3 separate regions of the Homo sapiens genome follow, and all the other regions are linked to region 2. The links are chromatin loops, found by intact Hi-C in ENCODE. Cell type or tissue: heart right ventricle. All regions are shown on one strand. Each heading gives the region's core, and the rest is flanking DNA. Links, peaks and the distances in the headings are about the cores only.

Region 1 (7,927 bases), core at 1,855-6,854, 390 kb after region 2:
ATCTAGCTGCCATATTCCATCCCCAGCCCCACACCACACCAGTTAGGAACATCCCTGAGTGGCCCCTCCAGGTCTCAGTTATCTCCAGACTAAAAGATGCTCAGAAAGCCAGCACAGTCCTGGGACCAATCCAAAGAGGAACAAAGGCCAAGATTAGGTAAATTGCCCTTGCCCGGGAATCTCACTCTTCTTCAAGTCCAACTTCACTAATTACCTTTCCTTTTAAAGCTTATAAAGGTTCCAGAACACCCTCCAATCTGCTGCCACCTCAAGGAAGCCATCTTTGATTAGAAGAGACATTGAGGCCAGGAGTTTGAGAACAGACTGGCCAACATGGTGAAACCTCATCTCTACTAAAAATTAGCCAGGAGTGGTCCCACAGGCCTGTAATCCCAGCTACTTGGGGAGGCTAAGGCAGAAGAATCACTTGAACCCGGGAGGCAGAGGTTGCAGTGAGCCGAGACGGCACCACTGCCACTCCAGCCTGGGCGACAGAGTGAGACTCTGTCTCGACAAAACAAAAAAACCCTTGAAACAATATATTCAAGTCAACAGAACATGGCCATGTGCCTCACACATCAGCATCATGGGAACACTGGCACTTCAGAGGCCAGTGGAAAAGTGGCAGTCCCGTTGGGGCTGCATGGCTGGCAGCTGACCACAAGCCCACACAGCGCTTAGGAGTCAAGTGCAGCAGTGATGGAGCTCACACTACTGAGAGAGCAGGGAAACCACACTGAAAGGGCACGTTTCTTAACCTCAGAATGGGGCTACTAGCCTCTAAAGCAGGAATTGCGTTTTGTTTAGTATTTCCATGGTCTGCTGCAAGGCGTGGCCTTTACCCAATGGATAAATGCGTACAAGGCTCTTGTGAGCAGTCAAGTTTCTCGAGGTTTACAGTTGAAGGGAAGTGGGATTGTTTTCCTGCGCATTTAAATGAAGGTAGGTGGGTGATCACCTTTCCTTAAATGTGTGAAGGGATGAGATAAAGAGATAGGCATCTTAATTGCCACTGATGGCCTTCAGGTGAGGACAGGCATGAGCCAACTGAAGCTTTGACAATTGTGCTGAACCCAAAACTTCAAAAACAAGAAAAAACATAGACTGGCTGAAATGATCTAAGTCAACAGAGCATGGCCAGCGCTTCATACAAGGCAGGACCACAGGGGAACACTGACAGCCCAGGAGGCACTGAGACAGAGGCAGTGGGAAGAAGTGACAGACCCCAGGGACTCCCCACCAACAGCAGCTGCTGTTGATTAGGAACCCCCAGTAGACTGTCAGGCACCTGGTAGTGGAGAGGCTACCAAGGCCCGGACTGGAGAGGAGCCAAAGGAAGAAACAGTGCAGTGCTTAGACCCCTCTGGGTCTGCCCGTGTCCATACCCACTAGGGAGATTCCATTCCAGAAGTGGACATATTCACCAACAGAGTGCCTGGGGCTCACTCATCACAGCTGCCCCTCCATGAGGGCATCTCACTGCAGCCTTAGCAGGGAACAGGGTCATTTGCATTAGGCAGCTGCTGTCCTAGGAGGTCTCGGTGTCCATACACTGCCATGTTCCCAAGGTGTTTCAAGCTCAAAAGTCTCATCTATGTCATACAGTCGTGCCTAGTTGGCCCGTCTCCAAGACCTGACATCCATCCTTCTACTCTGGCCACACCTGCCCATCTCATGAAATGGGCCTACTTTAGTCAAATGCCCTCAGGGCCACAAAAGGGCACCACCTGAGTGGAGAGAGCACATTTGACCTCCCATCAAAACCCTTCCCAGTTCCCAAAGACTAGTCACCATGACCTCATCCTGGCCCAAAGCCACAAGAACGGAATGCCTGCTACTAGTACAGGAGTAAGAAGCAAGGTCAGAGTTCCCATGCCTGCTGACTTGACCCTGTCAGAAAAACTCAGCAGGGTGTGTGCCCCAAGAGACTTTAAAAACAAAGTAAAGGCACACGTGACACTCCAGGCCAGATCATCTCTAGGGGTGCCATGCGACTGACAAAAGACTTATTAAGCATGCAGATTCCTGAGGCAATACCAGACTTGCTATTGAATCAAATTGTCTGAGAGTAGGGTCCTCAAATCAGTTTAACAAGCATCGCAGGTAATTCTGATGCCCACTAACATTTGAGACCAGTGTTCCAGATAGAATTATCCTTTTTTGGAAGACCTTCTTTAGGCCTTGAATCAAACTCAAACTTGCAGCCCTTCTTCAGTCACTTTTTCTGGTGTGCTGCTTCCTCCAATAAAGTAAGATATTAACCAGAAAAAAATAAAAGAGGCTGAGAGGGACACATGCCTCTAACAGAAGCATCAAGCCACTGACTTTTATTCCCATGAGCTCCTACTATGATGACATAACATGTCACATTTATTGCTCTTACCTACTTCCTAAGTTACTGCTTGCCTAATAAGGAAAAGGGCAAGAAATAAGAGTCCAAAAGACACTCAGAACACCAGCAGCAGCTTTCAAGTAAGGACTCAGGGTCAGGGTCTCACAACTCCTCCATTTCATGTTTCATTTACATTGTCTTCGTGCTCCAGCAGCAAGGCTGACATGTGCTTTGGGGTAGGAGCCTGGAGTATTTCTGCCAGATGGTCTGAGGTGACGTATACTCCTAGAGCCCAAGTGACCACCAGAAGGGACATGTGAGACAGCAGGCAGAGGCCATACATGGAGGATCACACTCCCTCAGACGTCATCAGCCCCATGCTTTATCCTTTGACTCCCCCTGATCCTCAAGGCCAGGTGGGGTGCCCCTGCTGCATGCTCCAGAGAACTGTGGGCCTCTCCTACCATGGCTCTCAATGCACTGTTCCATAACTGGCTTCTCCCCTGGACAGAGCCACCCTGGTCTCCTTGTAAGCTTTAGTTGGGCTTGTCCCTGAGTGTGTGGGGTAGGAATAGGAGTGTGTTCTTGTGTATGTTGCAATCTTTAGGCTCAGGAGACAAGGAGTTAGACCTGAGTCCTGACATGTGCACTCATTTGTACTCACCATTACATTCTATTTAATTGCTTTGAGCCAGACAGGCTGTTTTCTTTACCATGAAATATACTAATCATTCAAAAAAGCCTTGTGTTTAAGAAGACAGCAAAAAACATCACTTCAAAAAGGCAACTTTTTTTTTTTCTTGGCATCAATGAATATGCACTTCAGAAATCTACAGAGAACTTTTTTCACTTTGTATTTGTTCCACAGCATTCTAGCCAGGAGTACAAAATAGGAGCTCTTCAAGCAGCACATGAAGATGGCCCAGGAGCCTTCAGCCATCCAGAGCAGCAGAGCAGCACCTAAATCTCCACACACTTCCCAGTATAACCACTAAGAACACACTAGACCCTTGGCATTAGGGGATTTATCATTTCCAGTTCTATTATCTGGGAATGACTCCAAGGGTTTGTGACAAGCTTTTGAAACGTAAGTGCTAAGACGAGTGTGGACAAGTCACTGAGCTAATGAAGAATAGACCCACTGTCTGCTTGGCTCTGCTATTTTGTACCTGTCTTCACATGTGGGGAAACTTCATAACTGTGCCCACAAATCAGAGAAATTCGCAAAGGACTAGACAATGTATTGCCTGTGAACTTCAGAGGCAACTGGAAATAGTGCAACTGGAAATCAACTAGCTTCATACATAGGCGGATTTGTTTCCAGGGACCAAAAGCACAGAAGATAAGAAAACTTTTCAGGTGATGGCCATATTCTCATCATATCCTCTCTGTGTGGAGTCTGCCTGTTGTCACAAAAACCTTGACCCTACATCAAGTTACACCTTAACAAAGGGAAGATACAGGCATCAGATAAAAGGTACTTGTTTGAAAGGCAGCCATAAGGGAGAACTGAACTTAAAAAAAAAAAAAAAAAAAATTCCAAGCTGGTTTCAACAGTACTTTGTTTCCAGAACAAAGAAATGTTTCTAACCACATCTTGTACCCCTTCCTCATCAACTCCAGACTACCACAGACCTTTTTCCAAAACTGTGTGTCACACATCCAGGTCTTGTGCTTTAGAGCTGCCTCTCAGGCAATTTTAGCCAGCCATTTCTCCAAGTCCTGGATGTCAGCAGAGCCCACGTCCCCTCTTCCACCCTTGGCACTGCACTCCAGGAACTCCACTTTGAGGGGCAACTGTGAGAATTCAAACTCTTTGCCTTTCTTCCCCAGCTGAGCAGGGGCAGTGCTGGAACTGTCCAGTGTGCTGGGGGCAGCAGAACGGGTAACTCGTAAGGTGTTGCTGTGGGGCAAAAGGAAAGAAGTCAGGAGGCAAAATTTTTATACAGCAATTAAATCATATTAGTTTCTAAACATTTCAGCACTCATTTAAAACTTAACTATAGAATTGCCAATTATGCTATTAAGATTGTTGAATAATCCTTTGCATTTATAAGTCCCTCTCTTGGACAGAGAGGTGAGGTAGGTGGGGCGGGCTGGGGGGGTCAGACCTCACAGGGCTAGAAGGCAGGTCAGCAGTAGACCAGGTCACACCAACTTTCTTTCAGCCCAAGGCCCCCTTCTAAGAGGATCTACTGAATGAAGCCGTCTAAAAATATATTTTTAAAATACATGCTTTAAGTGTTATAAAAACATAAGTTTCTGAAAGTTAAGTGTGGGTAGATAGGGTATGTATTTTTATCTTGAGTCTATTTGGATATGGAGTTTAGAAATCCACCAACTCCAGATTCTCATATCTAACTAGGGCAGAATTACTATTATCCAACCTCTTTAACCACCAAAACCTTCCCAATGTAAGTCCCCTTACTGCCACCTGCTGGCCCTAATAAAGGGTGCATAAGCAACACTCATTTGTCGGCCTCCCCTTCCCCTTTCTGCTATCCAGAAGCAGAGGAATACATGCTGCCAATCTTCTTTCTTACAAAATAAAGCATTTCTTGTTCTGTAAAGTTGCTTCAAAATTAGTGAAGAATCCACAGGCAAAACTAAGCAATACCTTGTTTAGGAAGGAACACACACACACACACACACACACACACACACACACACTGTAAAAGTATTTTTAAAAAACAATACAAAACTGGATATTGCTGACCTCTTGAGGGAAAAGCTTTTGGGGAGAAACAGGGGCCTTCTAGGCATGGTGGTGAGTACATAGGTATTCATTTTAATATTTTTTAAGCTTAATGCATGTGACATATATACTATTATAAGTAAGATATTTTACAATAAAAATTTTTTAAGGAAAAAAGTAAAACATGTATTCAGCTTTTGCCACAAGGCCATGTAAATATAATATACCGTGTTATTGAGAGACTATGAAATGCCTCTAAGCTAACAGGGCCTAATTCTCATAAATCTGAGATTAAAATTAGTCAGATTCCGAATTTTAACTGATGTTAACCTTTACAATTTGTCAACATTTTGTTTCACTGCCTTTTAAGAAAGCATTGCCTTTCAATGCTTTTAAAAAAGGATTGGCTTCTGTATTGTTTTTCTCTAAGTCTATAGAGTGAAAAGCAAACAGCCTATGGAAAACATGTGTTTTAACCACGGGAGACTTGGACTGTACTGTTAAAAATAACCCAAGACTGATTCACAAATAACATTATGACAGTTTTGGCTTCCCCAAAACAATTCCCAACAATTTCAAGAGAATTTTTAGAAAAACCCAACCATCCAATTGTTCCAATGTCCTTATTAACCTAATGGCAGCAACAGATACAATCCAAGAGAGTGAGCATCAAGAGCACAGGAGGACAGGGTGATAAACTCGCAGCTCCAGACGGGAAAGGAACCACTGAAAATGGCATAGGCAGGGCTGGCAAAATTGTTCTGCAAAGAGCCAGAAATTAAATATTTTGTCGCATATTTTTCTTCTGTTTTTTACCTGCCCTTTAAAAATGTCGATTTACTCTTGGCTTGCAGGCCCAGGCAGGAGTTTGCCAATGCCCGAAGCTGACTAGATTCTACCAGACTCTAAGCTCCTGAGTACAGGAACACATTTCCTCCTACAGCTGCTCCCAACTGCAGTCTTGGCATCCACTAGATGCACTACAGGTGCTTCTTAAATGAATAAGGGAGTCAGTAAGTCATAGTGGGGAGAAAAGTTTCTAAAAGTTGAATTTATACAGTTTTTCCTCATCAGATCCTTTTCAAGGCCTTACACAAAAGCAATAAGAAAACATAACTTGCTTTACTATAAATGTTGATCATTTCTTCTACACCAGCTTTTGGCTAGCTCTTACAAATTGGCATAACGCAGAAGACATGCTAGATGCCTTAAAATTCAAAAGCTTATAGCTCAATTTACAAACCTTGAAACACTCAAAGCAGGATATATAATATTGCCAAGTATTTTAACAATCTAAGAAGCTATAATGTAGTATCAAAGACTTGTAGTCTTCCTCAGTGTTCTGTTCTTATTCTGTCAACAATAATTTCCAAAGTGGCTTTTAAATGTTTTAATTTCTTTTTTCCTGATTCTCAGTTTTTATTTTTTATTATTTACATGCATCCTTAAATACCACTTCACAGGCATTATTGAGTGGTGAACAAACACTTCCACTCACTGAAATAACACCGTTCTCAAGTTGGCATGTAAACTTTTTTAGCTTCTAAAACCTTTCAACTATAAATGATTTAGTAACAATGGTAAAATAAATTAAGTTTATGGTTTCAAAAAAATCTTCTTTCCATGAAATTTTAAAATATCTATAAGCACCCTAGTAAGTTTTTGTGATTCCATTATTTTGTAAATTATTTAACAAATATTTATCACACTAATCTTCAGTCTATAATTGTGATAATCACATAAAACCAAACAAAAGAAACATGAATATGCTGCTTACAGTCTAAGTGTTAAGATATATAATTAACCAACAGGCCTCTTTCACACTTACAGTTCTTTCTCCAGCTGCTGTTGAATTAACTTTGCTGATTTTGCCATTGCAATATCTGTAAAGAAATAAAGACACTGTTGTAGTTTAAACGAGAATGAGTTTTTTCCCCAAGACTTCTTACACAGAAGGAAAATTCCTATTTAAACCAGTAAGTTTTTCTCTTTTTTTAAAAAAAGACCTTTTATCACTAGTTCCTTCTCTATCAAAGTAAGCTTTATACTTGCACTAGGGGCTTTCCCAAGATAATGCTTATAAACATATTATGCTGGTGACCCTAAAACTGACTTTAGCTTTCCCTAAAGTTCTCCACACCTTATAGACCTTTCAATTCAAAACATATAAGTTTACTCAGTTTAACAGAAAGAAAACCTACCAGTGCTGTGATTATGAGAAGTGCCTTCACATGCCAAAAGACAGTGCCCTATCTGTCATTTTAAAGTAAACTTAGCATGTTTCCAATTGATCCTAAGACGGTATGTTTAAAGCATTAAGTGTACTAAAGGTAAGAAACAAGCTCTGGTTTGGCACAAAGCCCATGGCAAATAAACAATAACTCCCTTCCTTATATTCAATCAGGGAAATAAAGAGGTCAGGTAATGACGCTAATTGCATTCCCAATAAGGCATTATCAATATTATCTGGTCACTTCTGAGAAATGCCTTGAACTCTTCATAGAATCAGAATTTCAGATCTGGAAGAGACCTGAAGAGATCCACTAGTCTGTCTTATTGTACAGGTAACGGAACTGAAGCCCAGTTTTATTGGGGATTACTAGAAAAGTTTTCAATGGTTATCAGGTTAAAAGAAAACAACTTCAGCAAACTTCCCTTGATAAAATGTGCTGTACAGTAAACTTGTTTGAAAGCAGAAACTCCACCCTGCAAAACTGTGCATCTGATATCACATATTGTCAATCTGATGAACTTAACTTGGTAAAGTAAAATAATTTATAATCAGAAAAAACACTGTATCAAAGAAAAATCAGTTAGCAGTCACTTGGTTATCATTCCTTGGTCTTCTGGTTAGAAGACTGGTGAAAAGGTAGGAGTAGAAATAAATTTTAAGATTAAAA
Region 2 (7,927 bases), core at 1,233-6,232:
CTACTGAGAGGCTTTAACAGATAGTTTCTTCTGTATTCCAGAACATTCCCCAATATCCAGGAGAAACATGTAACTGTGTCTGTTAAGTGTCAGTAGCTTTTTTTTTTTTTTTTTTTTTTTTTTTTTGAGACAGAGTCTCACTCTGTCGCCCAGGCTGGAGTGCAGTGGCGCTTTCTCTGCTCACTGCAACCTCCACCTCCTGGGTTCACACCATTCTCCTGCCTCAGCCTCCTGAATAGCTGGGTCAACAGGCGCCCGCTACCATGCCCAGCTAAGTTTTTTGTATTTTTAGTAGAGACAGGGTTTCACTGTGTTAGCCAGGATGGTCTCAATTTCCTCACATCGTGATCCACCCGCCTCAGCCTCCCAAAGTGCTGGCATTACAGGCATGAGCCACCGCGCCTGGCCGTCAGTAGCTATTTTAGATATCTGAAAAGCGAAAATTTGCCAGAATGTAGCAGAATATTCCCACTACCCACCCTTACCCCATGGCTGTTCTGTGCTTTCAGGAATTCGTCATCATTTTCTAGGAGTTGCAGGGAACTTGTCCAGAGTTCCAGCAGGCACTGCTGGAGGCCAGCAGCTGTGTCCTTTGCAGAGTGAGGTTTCTATGAGAAAGGCATTACTTCTAGTAAGTTCAGAGAAATTAAAAGGCTATTTGGCTGTAGACAAGTGTATTCACTTTAAATCTGTACTCTCTGTGTTCCAGAAGGAAATGGCTTTACTTACCAGCTTCCTATTTGTAATTGCCATTTGTTTCCAAGTAAGGGAACATAAGCAAAAATGTTTATTTTTCAGTTTATTCAAATGTTGATATTTTTGGTAATTTGTTTCTTTTTTTTTCCTTTCCTTTTATTTTCTTTTTCTTTTTCTTTTTTTTTTTGAGACTGAGTCTCACTCTGTCACCCACACTGGCGTGCAGTGGTGCGATCTTGGCTCACTACATCCTCCGCCCCCCAGGTTCAAGTGATTCTCCTGCCTTAGCCTCCGAGTAGCCGAGTAGCATGTGCCCACCACCATGCCCACCTAATTTTTGTATTTTTAGTAGAGACGGGGTTTTACCGTGTTGGCCAGGCTGGTCTTGAACTCCTGGCCTCAAGTGATCCACCTGCATTGACCTCCCAGAATGCTGGGATTACAGGTGTGAGCCACCACGCCTAGCCTGTAGTTTCTTTTCTGAAGTATTTTGGCTCACTCTACATTCTGATAAACAACTGCTGTTCAAATTTCTTTGTCCCAGTAGACTGTACATTTAACTTTTGAGCAGATCTGTTTCTTTAAAGGATGATTGGCAAGTGAGAGTCCTTACAGATCGATACATGCCAAACTAGAGAAAATTGGACTTCAATAATTGGCAATTTCTTCTCTAATCCCAGAAACTGCAGTTTTAAAATTTATATCTTAAAGACTGCAGAGGGAAAAGAGAACTACCTTGTGAATGCCTCCCATTTTTAGACAGTTCCTCAAAAAAGGAGCCAGCAAGGAGGCTTCCACAGTTTCATGCTTCATATTCCTCTAAGCTGCTGATAGGACCAAAGGGGCTGCCTTCTCAAATCTCCTCCTCAGCCCTTTGCACCTCTCCCTGTGCCCTCATTGGCCAGCTACACTCACAGCCTCATTTCCTTCCCTTCTCTCCTCCTTTTCACCTTGCCACACTGAGATGCTCAGGCGCCAGTCTTAGCTGCTTTTTTAACTGCAGTTATGGCCCTGGACCCCTTTGCCAGGCCCTCTCTGCTTACTTTGGGGTTCTGGTCTCTGGTCTGCTCCTTCTCTCCTTGTGATAACTGAGACCTAGAATAAAGGAGACAGCAAGTTTCTGGGGAAATAGTAAGTGTGGCTTTGAATTTGTTAAGTTGGAAGGCTGTAGGATAATTAGATAGAATTGCCTAGTAGGTAATTGGACACTTGAGAGGGATTGAAGGTAAAAGAGAGTGAGAGAAATTGACGATTAAGATATCCCATCAGTGGTGAAATGGGCTAGAACCCTAGTGTACTAGGATTGAAGGATTTACATTTGGAGAGGAAAATGGACCTTTCCTTGGGACTAGAATGAAAAGAATAGATGCTCTAATAGATCTGCCGGGGTGTTGAAAAGAAAGGCAGAAATGGGGTTCCTCTGTACTAGTGGAAAGGGACAAAAACATTGAGTGTGAGGAGGTGGGGAAGGCCTGTAAGGTTGGAATAAGACGAGGGAAAAGAGGGTCAGTGAGGAAGGGATTGCTGAGTAGAACTAAGGGCCTCCCCTGAGACTGGAGGTCATTGTTGTGTAAGAGCTCCTTTTCTGTAGGATGGATTTCCTTCAGCAGTGCTGAGCAGCAGGAGTAGAGTAAGAAGGGGTGGTCAGGATGCTAGAGCTGCCCTTTGAGGGTTTGGAAGGAGTCAACCAGCTGAAGGTGCCAATATGACTGTCAGTAATGTTGCCTTCTTTAGGGCTTGGGCTGTGGAGAACATGAAACTAGGTGTTCACGGCTATACTGGAGAGAAGGGAAGTGGCTTTAACTGGCTGCTGCATCCTGCTATGAACACAGCACCTGGCTCATAAATGTGCCTCATAAATGTTGGCTGACTTGGAGTGATGGAATCAGAGAACTAGTTTTGTAGGAATCAGAGGTGGTGATGGGATCTTTGATAGAATGGCATTTTTGCATTTGTTTTGGTAGTGAAGTAATTCTTTAGCGTGTCAGGATATTGAATACTGAATATTGAAGCCAGGGAGAACATGGCAGGAGACCAAGGCCTCTGCAAGTCCTGTGTGGCTTATTGGTGTTGATGGCATGAGAAGTAGCCATTATGAGTAGAAGCTGTGAGCTTCGGCCGGGCGCGGTGGCTCACACCTGTAATCTCAGCAATGTGGGAGGCCAAGACAGGTGGATCACTTGGGGCCAGGAGTTCGAGACCATCCTGGCCAACATGGTGAAATCTCGTCTCTACTAAAAATACAAAAATTAGCTGGGCATAGTGGCGTGTGCCTGTAGTCCCACCAGCTACTCGGGAGGCTGAGGCAGGAGAATCGCTTGAACCCAGGAGGTGGAGGTTGCAGCGAGCCGATATCACGCCACTGCACTCCAGCCTGGGTGACAGAGTGAGACTCGGTCTCAAAAAAAGAAGTTATAAACTTCAAAGTAGAGGGGATTTGCATGAGGGCATGAGGAAGGGATGTCTGGGAAGGACCTAGTGATCCTAAAGAGTGCCGACCCTACTGTCTAGGCCCTGAGGGTCAGGTGTTGTAGGAACTGAATGATAGGAAGGGGAACAGATGACTTCTGAGGAAAGCCAGGTTGTGGGAGAAGGTGGGAAGACATTTGTGAAGAGGCAGAGAGTGTAGGAGGCTGTTCTGAATAGGGAGGTTCTCAGAATGGGGAAAAAACAGAAGGCCTGCAACAGTGTTCTTGACAGACCCAGGAGGGTTTGTGTCAGAATCCCTGGGGCCAGCAGTGGGCTGATGATTATGGAGAAGTGCAGCATGGCAATAAGGTAGCTGTTCTGGAATGACTGCTGATGCTGCTGATGTCAGAGGAGACTTGTGCCAGGCTAACAGTATGTATTGCATTAATGATCTTATTTGATCCTCATAACATGTATTACCCTTATTTTACAAAATATGGAAACTCAGAGAAGTTACAAATTTACCTAAGAGTCACATGGTCTCATGGTTCCAAACCCAGTTCTTGCTGGCGGTGCTGATTTCTTTTGTGCACCTACCCTTCATGTATGGTCCTGTTCAGAGATAGCATCGGTGTAGGGATGTATAATGCATTCTTTGATGTATTGCTGGAGAGCTTGCTCATTCCCTGCCCAAACTTGCTTGGCTGTGGCTCTCTAGCACCCCCTGGTGGCAGCAATGGTATTGTGATATGCTAAGGTGAATGTGAACACTTCCTAGCCAAGGTACCTCGAAGTCACTGATGTGCTGCAGCAAGAACATTTCCTTTGTTGGGAATGTGGCACTTATCAAACACAGCCTTTAACAGTTGTTTACGTACCTATCTTAACTGCAAAGGAAGAGTTTAATGTTTGCATACCCCTACAGTGTTTAGCTAAGACACTTTAAATAGAGTGTGAAAGGAGAAACCCCAAGGGGAATCAAATTCTGGACTGAGCCCTTCTTATTCATGGGTAACAACGCCTTCCACCTTAGCCCAAGCGTAAGGGCCATCCCTTCCCTTATATCTGGGATGATACTCTTTCCCTCTTTTCTTTCATCTTTATTATGTACCATTTCGTTAGCTTTTTTCACTAGCATATATACATATTTGAATATCTCATCTAAAAACAAAGAAAAGCTTTGGAACACCCCCCACTTCACCATCTGTCTCCCATTCTTCTAGTTAAGTTTCTTGAAGAATGGTTTATCGAACATCTTTCTTCTCACTCTTTTCCCAACCTGCTGCCTCGTGGCTCTGCAAATCTCAGTCTGCCACCAATGATACCTTTTGTGACCACTGAATGAGAGAGGGATACCATAGTTATCAAGAACCTGTGGGCAGGGCAGAGAGTGATGTGAACTGTAGGGCTTCATTGAAAGTCTTGATGCTGGCAGCCATTCTGAATTTCAGCTATTGCTTTGCAGTTTGAGCTGCTTCTTTCATGAACTCTCCATAGCAACAGAGCCTTAATTATTGATGCTGATTGGTTCTGTTAAGCCACATTGGGTAGGCCAAGTATTGATAGATAACATTGGTGTTTTAGAGACATCTCATGGGTTGCCTGTCTTCCCTTCTGGATTCTGAATCACTTAAGAAGTAGATCCAGAGGTCAAATGGGGATCTAAACATGAACTTTCTTTTTGGTGAGAGCAAGACTAGAGGATGTGACTTAGATATTCTATGAGAAATCTACCTTGGAATCTGCTTATTGTGTGAGTGGGTCTGCAGAGCAGACCTTCCTCCACCAGCCACAAGGAGGCCCTCCGAGCTTGGCTTTCATTTATCAACCAGAGAAGGCATTGGTAGCTATTTATGGTCTGTCAGTTACATATCTCACCGCTTTGGTTCTTCATATCTGGCTCTCCATGGCCTCTCTGTCAGTGCTGCATAGTTCTCAGCAGGATTTCTGACCCTAGATGGCAGGTTTTATGGAAGAGTGGTGGTCCTGTTGTGGACTTAAAATAGAGGGTGGCTTACTTGGTTGAATTTTTATCCAATTGAAAATTCTTAGGACTGTTTCTGACAATTTGCATTTTTTTATAGCTAGATTATTTGTACATATGAAAGGCTCATCCATTGATTAATGAGCCAATTAATGAAGTCAAGCTGATAGTATCCTTCTTGTTATCACAGGTCCATTTTGTTTATTTTTGTCTATTTTACAGGTTGAATATAAGCTGGGATTCCAAGTGGACAATGTTTTGGCAATGGATATGCCCCAGGTCAACATTTCTGTTCAGGGGGAAGTTCCACGCACTTTATCAGGTAAGTAAGAGTCTTCAAAGACAGAGTTAACATACTTTTTCAACTGCATCCCCTATGGCCCCAAAACAGAAGTTTACTGATGTGTAGTGTGTATTACTTGATAGGCATAAGATGTATGAGTACTGTGAAAAGTAATTTTTGTAAATATTTGCACTGTGTTCTTAAACCATTCTCTCTTTTCTGTCCTTCTGGAACTCTCTGTGCTCCGCCCTCCCTGTCTCTTTTTCTGCATTGCTGGTACTTACCTCCACATGAGTCCCTGTGCCTGATCTTGTTTCCCTTTGATTAGGCACCACATTTCACCCTGTGGCCCAGATGATCTTTGCACGGTCATGTTTGACCCTGTGACGTGAAGCCCATCAGTGCTCTCCACTCCCATCAACTGAACATTCCAGACTCACCACCTTGTGTCCTGGATCCTTTACCATCTGCCCCTGCCTGCCTGTCTAGCCTTGTTGCTGCACTTGCCCCAGAGTTGTAGCAGTTCCAGACTACATGCAGTTCTGATCTTCAAGCCTTTGCATGTGCTGGTCTCAGTATTTGGGATCATCTTTTCCTCTTTCTGCTCGTGAACTCCTTTCTATTCATCCTACTCATTCTGCAAGACTCAAGATCTGCACTGTCTTTTTTCTGCCACCTTCTCTTCTTTCATTTGTTAACTTCTATTCTTCCTACCCCTTAGAACCTTATATTTAACTGTTTTTGCACTGATTACATATCTAGCAATTCCCTTGATGCATAGCATAGAGTATGGTGCAGGATAGGCACTCAGTACAGTCTGAGTAAATGAATAAGTGTATTATTTACACCAATTTAACTGCTTTTGAGCTAACTTCTTAGGCTCTTGAAGTTGTGGTATTTGTAAGAAATGGATATTTTTAAAAATTGAAAGTATCAGCCACAATAGTGTTGTGAAACTTTTTCTGGCAGTCATATTCACTGTTATCAGTGACATACATTAAGCTTAAATAAAGCACAGGAGGGCTGCTTAAATTTTTATGGGCAGTAAAGGAATTTAGAAATGCCCATATCTTTAATGCAGTCATACAGATGGTAGAATGATAGGTTTTAAATTTGTAGGAAAAGAATCTTAAAGATTGGGGAAAAAAATTATATGCACTGAAGTCTGTTATCCCATTGTTACAATTATGGATTAAAATCAATTTCTGTTGAGAAAGGTGATAGCTGACAATTTATCAGATTCATTTACAGGTTTATATTTAATCTTTTTATTAAGAGCAGACATACTTGCATTTTGGTAGTGAGTTGTCTTTCCATTTGATCATGTAATTTCTGTTGTTACTATTGCTGATGTGTCTGTTAAGGTTTGCCTTATGATCCTTCAGTTTTAGTGTACTGGAATAGCAGGACTTATGAGACAAAGTGGTGTATTAAAAACAATGAGCAGAAGTTGAAAACAATTATCTCTTCATTGATGTCTTGGTTTGTTCTTTAATACTAACTTTTATATCCATAATGAATTAAATGCTTAATGTCTAGAGGTGTGGTAGTCTGAAGATCTCTAAAAACTTTTGTTTAGTTACTTTATTTAAATGTATTACTTTTAGTTTTCTTGCAGCAAAAATAAGTAATTCTAAAATGTTTAAAAGAATCATTTTGGGGCATTAATGTTGATTTTTAGAAAATGTAAAATATTTTTCTTATCTTTTTTAAACAGTGTTTCGGGTAGAGCTTTCCTGTACTGGCAAAGTAGATTCTGAAGTTATGATACTAATGCAGCTCAACTTGACAGTAAATTCTTCAAAAAATTTTACCGTCTTAAATTTTAAACGAAGGAAAATGTGCTACAAAAGTAAGGAATTTATTTACCAAAATATGTTTTACATGTATGTGAGAAGGTGAAAAATAGAGTTTGTTGTTTTTTCACAGATTTAAGTATGTCCAACTCATGATTATAGTTGCAAGTGAGAAAAGAGCACTGGCAGGTGAAGTTTTGAGATAATCCCAGATGGTTGGTAGCCAAGAATCTCACTCAGGCCTCATTCAGTCCATGCTTTCTCAAATCTTTTGTCAGAATTGCTAAGATGTTTTCCATTAGGAATAGTGCTAAAATGGTTGAAGAGGTAAAGAAATAAGAAAAATCTGTTGGGACTTCTGAGTAACTATGTTAACTGTGTTTCCCTTATCAAGTTACTTTTATGCAGAAGCATTGCTCTCGGGTGAGATAGACCTGGGTTGGAATGGCAGCTCTGCTCTTTTCAGGATATTGATACAAGTTACTTAACCTCTCTGAGGCTTAGTTTTTTCATCTGTAAAATGGGCATAATACCTGTTTCAGAGGTTTGTTGTTTTTTACGGTTCATTAAATCTAGCCTAAAACTTAGAATACCGTATGTGGGTACTTAGCAAAGTTAGTTCTTTTTGGTTTTGAATTATCTGTTACTGAAGAAATCGAGTGGATATGAAAGAGTTCCAGCATGCTAGGTCATAAATCAAAGAATTTTAGAGTTCTCCTTACAAGTTTAGTCCAACCCACTCACTGTAAGTTCCACAAA
Region 3 (7,927 bases), core at 1,101-6,100, 150 kb before region 2:
GTGGGAGCCATGAGGGTCTGTGCTGTCTCTGAGCACCGTCTCTTCTGTTCCCCAGGATCCTGCAGGCCCAGGTGCCTCCTGTGTTCCTCCAACAGCAGCAGCAGTACCAGTACCTGCAGCAATCTCAGGAGCACCCCCCTCCCCCACATCCAGCTGCTCTCGGCCATGGCCCCCTGAGCTCCCTCAGTCCACCTGCTGTGGAGGGGCCAGTGAGTGCCCAGGCCTCCTCAGCCACCTCGGGCAGTGCCCACCTGGCCCAGATGGAGGCCGTGCTGAGGGAGAATGCCAGGCTGCAGAGAGACAATGAGCGGCTGCAGAGGGAGCTGGAGAGCTCTGCGGAGAAGGCTGGCCGCATTGAGAAGGTAGGCCCTGCTGGGGCTTCAGAAGGGCAGACCAGAAAGAGACCCCGAGGGGCTACCTGGGGAGTGGGTAGTCCAAGGAGAGGCAGAGGAGCCTGAAAACTGTTTGGCTGGATTTCTCCCTATCCCTCTGTCTTCCACCTCCCTCACTCCTCATGCACCCTCCTGAGCTGACTCCAGACAGCTGGGGAACAGCCGAGAGGCCGGCAGAGCAGGCCTGGAGCATGAACAGTTGCTGGCCAGTGGTGATTAGAAAGAGCCCATTCACCAGCTCCTTGCACACTCGCACCCTTGCCCTGCACACACCCCCTCCCATGGACACCTCCCACAGAGAGCCCTTTGTGTCCCCCACACAACAGCAAGTCTGTTCCAGGCCAGCCCTGGCCAAAAAGAAAACTTCTCCTCTTGGAAAAAAAATGGGCGACTTGTTGGAATCACAGGCCAGCTAAGAGCACGTGCGGAACCTGCCAGCAGCCAAGTGGGAGGAGCAGCCGGGGCCCAGCTGGCCCTCTGGGTGGATGGTGATGCCTGGGACACCAGGCAGAGGCAGCTCTGCCTGGTGCCCGCTTCTTTAGTGAAGGGTTACCAGTTTTCCGCTGAGGCTCAGTTTTAGCAGATGGCCTCAGGCCTCCCTTGACTGTCCTGTGGTGTCCAAGTTAGGTCAAACCACCCCATCATGGCTGGAGTCTTTCGGTGCCCACTTCTGGCCAACTGTACTCAGTTTCTTGGTGGAAGCCAGCCAAGAGTAGAATGTTTCCTTCTGGACACTGGGCACAGGGAAGCTGTGTTTAGTCACCCCGCAGGCAGCTACTTCCAAAGTACCTGGCCCTGGGTTCACTCAGCATCTGGTCCTTGGGGCAGCCGATGGGACCGTTGCTTGCTGGTCCCAGCAGTCTATTCTACTTCCGGAGGCTACAAGCTTCTGACCATCCCACCATAGTCACCTGGAGGTTTTGCTCCTGTTTGGTGGCCTCTCATCTGTCACCTTTTCTGATGGAGAGTAGTGGGTCAGCCTCGAATCACTCCCTGGGAGCTCTCGCCTTCATTCAGCTCTGCTGTCTGACTCTTGCAGCTGGAAAGCGAAATCCAGCGGCTCTCTGAGGCCCATGAGAGCCTGACCAGAGCCTCCTCCAAGCGTGAGGCCCTGGAGAAGACCATGCGGAACAAGATGGACAGTGAAATGAGGAGGCTGCAAGACTTCAACCGGGATCTTAGAGGTGAGAGCCAGTCACACAGGTGGAGGTTGGAGAACCTCTGCAGAGGACTTACTTCTTTTGTTCTAGAGAAAAATTGGGAATCTCTATTCTCTGTCAAAAGTGCAGATGAACTCAGAGAGCCAGGCTGAGACCCCTTTGGAGCTGCCCTGATAGAGAGATGCTTGTCTCTATGTACTGGGCCTAGGATCCCCTCAGGGATGATGGCTCTTGACAGAGGAGGCTCCCACCCATGGGGCCCTGAGCTGAGCTGGGGTTTCCTTATGAACCCATCCCCAATATGGAGGATACAGCCCCATCCTGATAGGACGTCAGGAAAAATCCCAAGCTGGCAGCTTCACCTGACACTAAAACATCTTTCCTTCCCTTGAAACAGAGAGATTGGAATCTGCAAATCGCCGCCTGGCAAGCAAGACACAGGAGGCCCAGGCCGGCAGTCAGGACATGGTGGCCAAGCTGCTTGCTCAGAGTGAGTAGGGGCCCCACTAAGAAGCCTGGCCTGTGTGCAGGCAATGGGACTGCTGCACACCCTCTGGACTAGGAAGATTGGCCTTCCCCCTTGCAAAGTAGTACTTTGGGAGCAGGTTTACTGCCCACTGTATGCCCAACACTAGACTGGATCTGGGGATAGTGGGGATAAGTGGCTTCCAAAGAAGAATAGGATCTAGTTCTGTATCTTTTAAGAAGATCAGCTGACACAAGAGGGAAAGCCAGGGAGCAGTGATTTGCTGAGCTTCGGTGCTGACCACCAGTGCAGTGCATTGGGCAGTGCGGGAGGCAAGGTAGCCCTGAAGACAGATGAGGTGAAGGAGAAGGACAGGTCTGAGAGCTTCCCAGGGAGTTCCTGGCAACAGAAAGGTCGGGAGTGTGCAATGGGAATGTGAGAGGTAGGGGGGCATGGTGGAGCTGAGCCATAGCAAGCCAAGTGGAGGCATCTGAGGCAGCCAAAAATGGGATCCTAGACCTTAACCAACAGATGCATTCTAAACGGGGCGGTCTAAGCATCCTTGAAGAATGGGCAAGTTCATTGACTAGTCCATTTATTCATTCATTAGCAGATGTGTTTTAAGCAACTGGCAGATGTTCAAGAGAGAATGGGAGCAGGCCCAGGAAGGTACCATGGCAGGGAGGTCAGGAAGGAAGTGGTGAGCTTAAGAAAGGAGCAGGTTCCCACAGATGCAAAAGAACAACGGGGGTGGCCCTAGAAACCGGTGATTAGGAGCCCCGGTGGCCTGAGAGAGGGGCTCTGTGGGGATGGCAGGGGTGGAGAGCCAGCCAGAGGTGAAGGAGCTATTGGGCAGTTCAAGAGGTACATGGGGTGGGTGGCAAAGGGAGCCCTGAGCTCAGCAGCAGGAGGCTCTAGCAATCAGAAGAGACTAAGAACAGTTATTTATTGAGCTCCTACTAGGAGCTTTAGTGCTGTTCAAGGTGTTTGCAGAGAAGTGGAATGGGAGTGGTTGGTAGCTGGGTAAACATGGCTTTGAGTCTTCACAGGAACCCTACTGTGAATGGCACAAAGGGTAGTGTGGGGTGCAGAAATGGAGGAGCAGCTTGAGGACTTAGCTCTGGCTGGCAGCACCCCTATCTTCCTTCAAAGAGGGTTCAAAGACTAGGGCAGGGAATGGGGGAACACAGCACTGAAGGAATTGACAGGGTGGGGCAGGAGGTAGGCTGGTCTCTTCTGGCTGGGTGGGGTGAGATGGCAGCGGCTTAAGGTCTCTGGGAAGGAGTCAAAGGGAAGGAGGGAGAAAGGGGAGGGGGCAGCCCTGGGGTTTCCCTGAGGAGTCTGGGGAGGAGAAGCTGCAAGGGCACGGCAGATTAGGGTGCCTGTGGAGGAAGGCGGACTTCTGGAGCCTGACTCTGCCAAAGAAAGGAAGCCATGGGGCGGGTTTCTGGGAGCTTGCTAGTGGGTGAGAAGAGGGGGGCCGGCCGGGAGGCGTTTCCGCTCCCCGGGGAGCGAGTGAGCGCCGAGCTGTTCTTGGCTCCTCGCTGGAGCCATTAATCTTGCAGCCGCGGGTGACCTGGATGCCTGGCATTCCAGAGCCGCGAGCTGTTCCGCTCCCGGCCCGCCCCCCGCCGCTCCCTCCCGTGCGCGCTGCCTGGCGCCCTTCGCCCGGCTTTGGGAGGAGGGAGGGTGAGCACAAAGGGAGCCTGGAACGTGGAGGTGGGGGCTCGCTCGCTGCCCAAGGCGCATCCCGGGTCCCGTCGGCGCCTCGCCTGCCTTCCTGCCCTCCTCCGCTGGCCTTCGGGCGTCCTCTTCCCACCCGCACCCAGACCACTTATTTCTTACTAAGGAGCTCTCCTTCCCGAGATCCCGCAGGCCCAAGGTTTTATCAGGGTCCTGTTGGTAGGGGATGGCCAGAGCTCAAAGCCTCCCAGCCCCCACCAGGGCCTTAGAGGTTGGACAAGGCTGCAGGAAGCTTCTGGAAGCAGAGGGCTGGGTCCTCCGGCCCCTTCCTCCCCCAGGGCTGAGGAAACCCAAGCAGCTCTTCCTTGCTCCCTAGTAGCTATTGCAAAGGGAGGTGTCTGATTGACCTCCCTTTTATCTGGGGTCAGTCAACACTAGGAAAGTGTGGCCATTATCACCAATGCCATCTGCTTTTCCTCCTAGGCAAGCCACGCAGCCCCCCAGCACTGCCCTTCTGGCCCTTCTAGGCCAGCAGTGCCCCCTGGGGATCTGGCCTTGAGGCCTGAGGCTGGCCTGTTAGCTCCACCCCCTTGGGAATATTTCTTCTCTCCCTGCGCCCCAGATTCTCCAGCTATAAGATGAGACAGAGTCCTTCCCCACAGAGTCATGCTAAGGCTGAAATGAGATGCAGGCCCTGGGCAAACTGAACGCACAGGTGGACTAGGGGAGGGTCCTCCCTGCCTGAGTCCCAACCTGGCTGCCCCTCCTCAATGGATGTTAACACCCCACTCAATGGATGTTAAGCCAGCGAAGTATGAACACATCCGTTTCAATATTATTGGACTTCCTCGTATTTTCCTCCATGCCACAGAATGATACCATCCTGGGCTCAGCCTTCAAACATCCAAAATGAATCAAGAGCTAACCTGAGTTGCCTCTGTGTCCTCCCTGCCCTGCCCCAGGGACCTGAGTAAATGAATCCTCCCTTCCACATGCCAAGGTCTCAAGCCTTCACCCTTCTGTTCCAGAACTTGCACTGTCCTATATGATAGGTACTTAGCTGCATGTGGCCCAAAGATTGAAATTAATGAAAATAAATTAAATTTAAAATTCAGTTCTCCCATCTTACTAGCCACATTTCCAGTCCTCAGTGGCACGTGTGTCTAGTAGCCACTGCATTGGAGGGTGCCGTATAGAACAATTCCACTCTGGCAGAAAATTCCACTGAATCAGAATGCTGTTCTAGAGACAGTGCCTTTAGGTTCATTAGCGGGAGCCCATAGCCCTGCCCCCCACCTGCTCTCCAGCAAGGTAGGCAGCTGACCTGCTCCTCAGGGGGCAGCCTGGGACTCTCAAGGGGCAGGTGCCTGGGAGGTGGATTTAAGGCTAGAACATCAGATGGAGGGCTCTGTGGTCTGGCTTGGGCTTCTCCTGGCCCTATGGAGAGGGCCTCTGAGCAGTTTCTTTGGGCAATTAACAAAATGATTTAAAAGTCAGGATAGCTTGACCCTTACACACTAATCTTTGGGCCATAGTCATTTTCACTGTACTGCAGACTTTGCATTTCCTTCTGAGCCTGGTTGCTTACATCTCAGTGTTCTTTTCAGACCATGGAAGGAAATGTAGCCCTCAACGGACCTCTCGGCCTGGGTCTGCAGAAGGAGCCCCAGAGCTCTGGGTGGCCTATAAGTACAAACGCCTCACCATGTAGCCAGAGGCAGCCTGGGCCTTTGTAGTGTGGCCAACTGGGGTTTCCATTTGGCAGCACCATTCACCTCCTATGTTTCTCCCCTATAAGTTGGGGATCCCAAATCCTCCCTGGAGGGGCTGGAGGATTCGTGGAATAAGATGTGTAAGGGCCTGGTGTGCCGACAGCCGATGGTGGTTCTGTTCCCCCTTCTTTCATTCTCCCACTGGAAGGAGGACCATGTCACAGCCTACCTGAGTCTCTATTTTCTCATCTGTACATGGGCATCACAGTTCCTACCTCAACAGTCTCGAGCCGTCACAAGGTTCAAGGGATATTGTGGATGTGTTTTAGACATGGTGCCCCTGGCACAAGTGGATGGTGTTTGGGGCTGTCCCATGGCAGTATGTCCCAGTAGAAAGGCAGGGTAGCCCAGTTGTTACTGCAAGGGTCCTGGAATTGGGCTCTGTCATTTACTCCTGACTTAACATGAGCCTTGGTTTCTTCTTCCATGAAACAGGGTTAATAGTGGTACCTTATTCCTGTTATTTTTGAGAGAATGAGAAGCAACTGTGCTCATCCAGTGGTCAGCACTGAGCCCAGGAGGCAATGGGGCCAGCCAACGTGGTCACTGTCACTGATCAAGCCTCTTTCTCCCTACAGGCTACGAACAGCAGCAGGAGCAAGAGAAGCTGGAGCGAGAGATGGCACTGCTGCGCGGCGCCATCGAGGACCAGCGGCGGCGTGCCGAGCTGCTGGAGCAGGCTCTGGGCAATGCGCAGGGCCGGGCAGCTCGAGCCGAAGAGGAGCTGCGCAAGAAGCAGGCCTATGTGGAGAAAGTGGAGCGGCTGCAGCAGGCGCTCGGGCAGCTGCAGGCAGCCTGTGAGAAGCGGGAGCAGCTGGAGCTGCGTCTGCGGACTCGCCTGGAGCAGGAACTCAAGGCCCTGCGTGCACAGCAGGTGAGCTGAGAAAGTCTCCAGGCTAGGGCAGCATCTGAGGATGTTGGCTTCCCTTCCTCCTCGGGGACTGTAGGTTTGGAGGCCAGGGCTGAGGCCCCGGGAGCCCCTGCTTAGATCTAGGCTGCAGGCCCGTTGGAAGGCGGCGAGGATGATTGCTCTCTGCTCCACCTTTGCTGCGTGCTCCCTTCCACTCGTTGTCTTAGTAGAGGCCCTGCCACCTGGCCCATGTCCAGCCTCGGGGGACTCCTGTCCTCGGCAGCAGCAGGGCTAGTTGTCCTTGACCTCTAGAGAAAGTAAGTCAGGAACCTGGATATAGAAGGCCTGCGAGCTTTTTTTTTTTTGAGATGGAATCTCATTCTGTCGCCCAGGCTGGAGTGCAGTGGCGCGAACGCTCACTGCAACTTCCACCTCCCAGGTTCAAGCCATTCTCTTGCCTCAGCCTCCCGAGTAGCTGAGACTACAGGCGTGCGCCACCACGCCCAGCTAATTTTTGTATTTTTAGTAGAGATGAGGTTTCACCATATTGGCCAGGCTGGTCTTGAACCCCTGACCTCACGTGGTCCGCCGACCTTGGCCTCCCAAAGTGCTGGGATTACAGGCATGAGCCACTGCGTCTGGCCACCAGCCAGCTTTTATATGCCTCCCCAAGATTGGGAGGAAAGATGGTTGTCCAGATCCACTGTGCTTAGCCTCACTTCGGACTTCTGTGTAAACAACTCTTGGTGTTTACAAACCAAATAGAGTTATTTCTCCACTCCCAAACCTACCCTTGCCACAGAGGTAGTGTGACTGAACCCCCTGGTTTGCCCAGTTCTGTTCTAATGTACACCAGTTTTCCCAGTATAATTATTGATAGCACCCCCTTTGCCAGTTTGGAGGATTATCTGTCTGGTCTCTATGCCCTTGCCCTAGGATTCAGGGCAGGGGTATGGGGACCTGTGCTGTATCCCCATTTCGGTAGAGGAAGGATGGGGAAATGTATGCTGTGTATGGCTGAACACGTACATGTACAAGTGACAGTCGTGTGGAGGCGAAGACCAGTGGCTGCCACACCCCAACCTGCACCCTTGACCACGGTCTCTACTCCTTGCTCTGCAGAGACAGGCAGGTGCCCCAGGTGGTAGCAGTGGCAGTGGTGGGTCTCCAGAGCTCAGCGCCCTGCGACTGTCAGAACAACTGCGAGAGAAGGAGGAGCAGATCCTGGCGCTGGAGGCCGACATGACCAAGTGGGAGCAGAAGTATTTGGAGGAACGTGCCATGAGGCAGTTTGCCATGGATGCGGCTGCCACGGCTGCTGCTCAGCGTGACACCACTCTCATCCGACATTCCCCCCAGCCCTCACCCAGCAGCAGCTTCAATGAGGGTCTGCTCACTGGTGGCCACAGGCATCAGGAGATGGAAAGCAGGTTCGGCATTGCAGGCCAGGCACCTGAGGTTGGGGGGGTGGGTGGCAATGTCCAGTCACTGCCCTGCCCTTGATCCCTGATAAACAGGCCCCTTTCCCCATAGAGCTCAGCAGTCCCTCCTGCTTCTGAGCTGAACCTGCATGATTGGCACACCAGGCACTGTAAACATGCATT

Evidence for each region. Hi-C counts contacts between places; a loop is a spot of excess contacts. Peaks named below come from ENCODE experiments on the same cell type or tissue, not always from the same donor. Only the 100,000 strongest peaks of a DNase experiment are listed, where the experiment ranks them.
Region 1: a loop joins it to region 2, with 7 times the contacts of the local background. A loop is called at or near these places in 23 of 110 quality-filtered maps.
Region 3: it touches region 2 in a loop (2.2-fold over the local background); 48 of 110 quality-filtered maps call a loop at or near these places.

The regions. Positions count from the first base shown.
Region 1 is chr3:133,815,861-133,823,787 of GRCh38, reverse strand. It overlaps SRPRB (SRP receptor subunit beta), which reads right to left. Exons shown (of 7, transcript NM_001379313.1): 6 at 6,856-6,910; 7 at 2,296-4,235. The coding sequence ends at 4,022. Among named protein-coding and RNA genes, the nearest start is that of SRPRB, 14 kb to the right of the region's middle. In heart right ventricle, for the core only: CTCF peaks have their summits at 4,549 and 4,756 (motif pointing left); a DNase peak (open chromatin) is centred at 4,757.
Region 2 is chr3:134,208,992-134,216,918 of GRCh38, reverse strand. RYK (receptor like tyrosine kinase) reads left to right here. Exons shown (of 15, transcript NM_002958.4): 3 at 5,312-5,411; 4 at 7,090-7,224. Among named protein-coding and RNA genes, the nearest start is that of RYK, 38 kb to the left of the region's middle. In heart right ventricle, for the core only: CTCF peaks have their summits at 3,634, 3,836 (motif pointing left) and 4,882 (motif pointing right); DNase peaks (open chromatin) are centred at 3,828 and 4,905; H3K27ac peaks cover 1,042 bases.
Region 3 is chr3:134,359,932-134,367,858 of GRCh38, reverse strand. AMOTL2 (angiomotin like 2) reads left to right here. Exons shown (of 10, transcript NM_016201.4): 3 at 56-362; 4 at 1,432-1,576; 5 at 1,950-2,042; 6 at 6,052-6,347; 7 at 7,446-7,753. MIR6827 (microRNA 6827) reads left to right here; the gene lies at 1-55. Among named protein-coding and RNA genes, the nearest start is that of MIR6827, 4.0 kb to the left of the region's middle. RefSeq lists a silencer at 6,218-6,512 and an enhancer at 7,809-7,927. In heart right ventricle, for the core only: no CTCF peak of the experiment used is centred there; a DNase peak (open chromatin) is centred at 3,538; H3K4me3 peaks cover 1,416 bases; H3K27ac peaks cover 5,000 bases.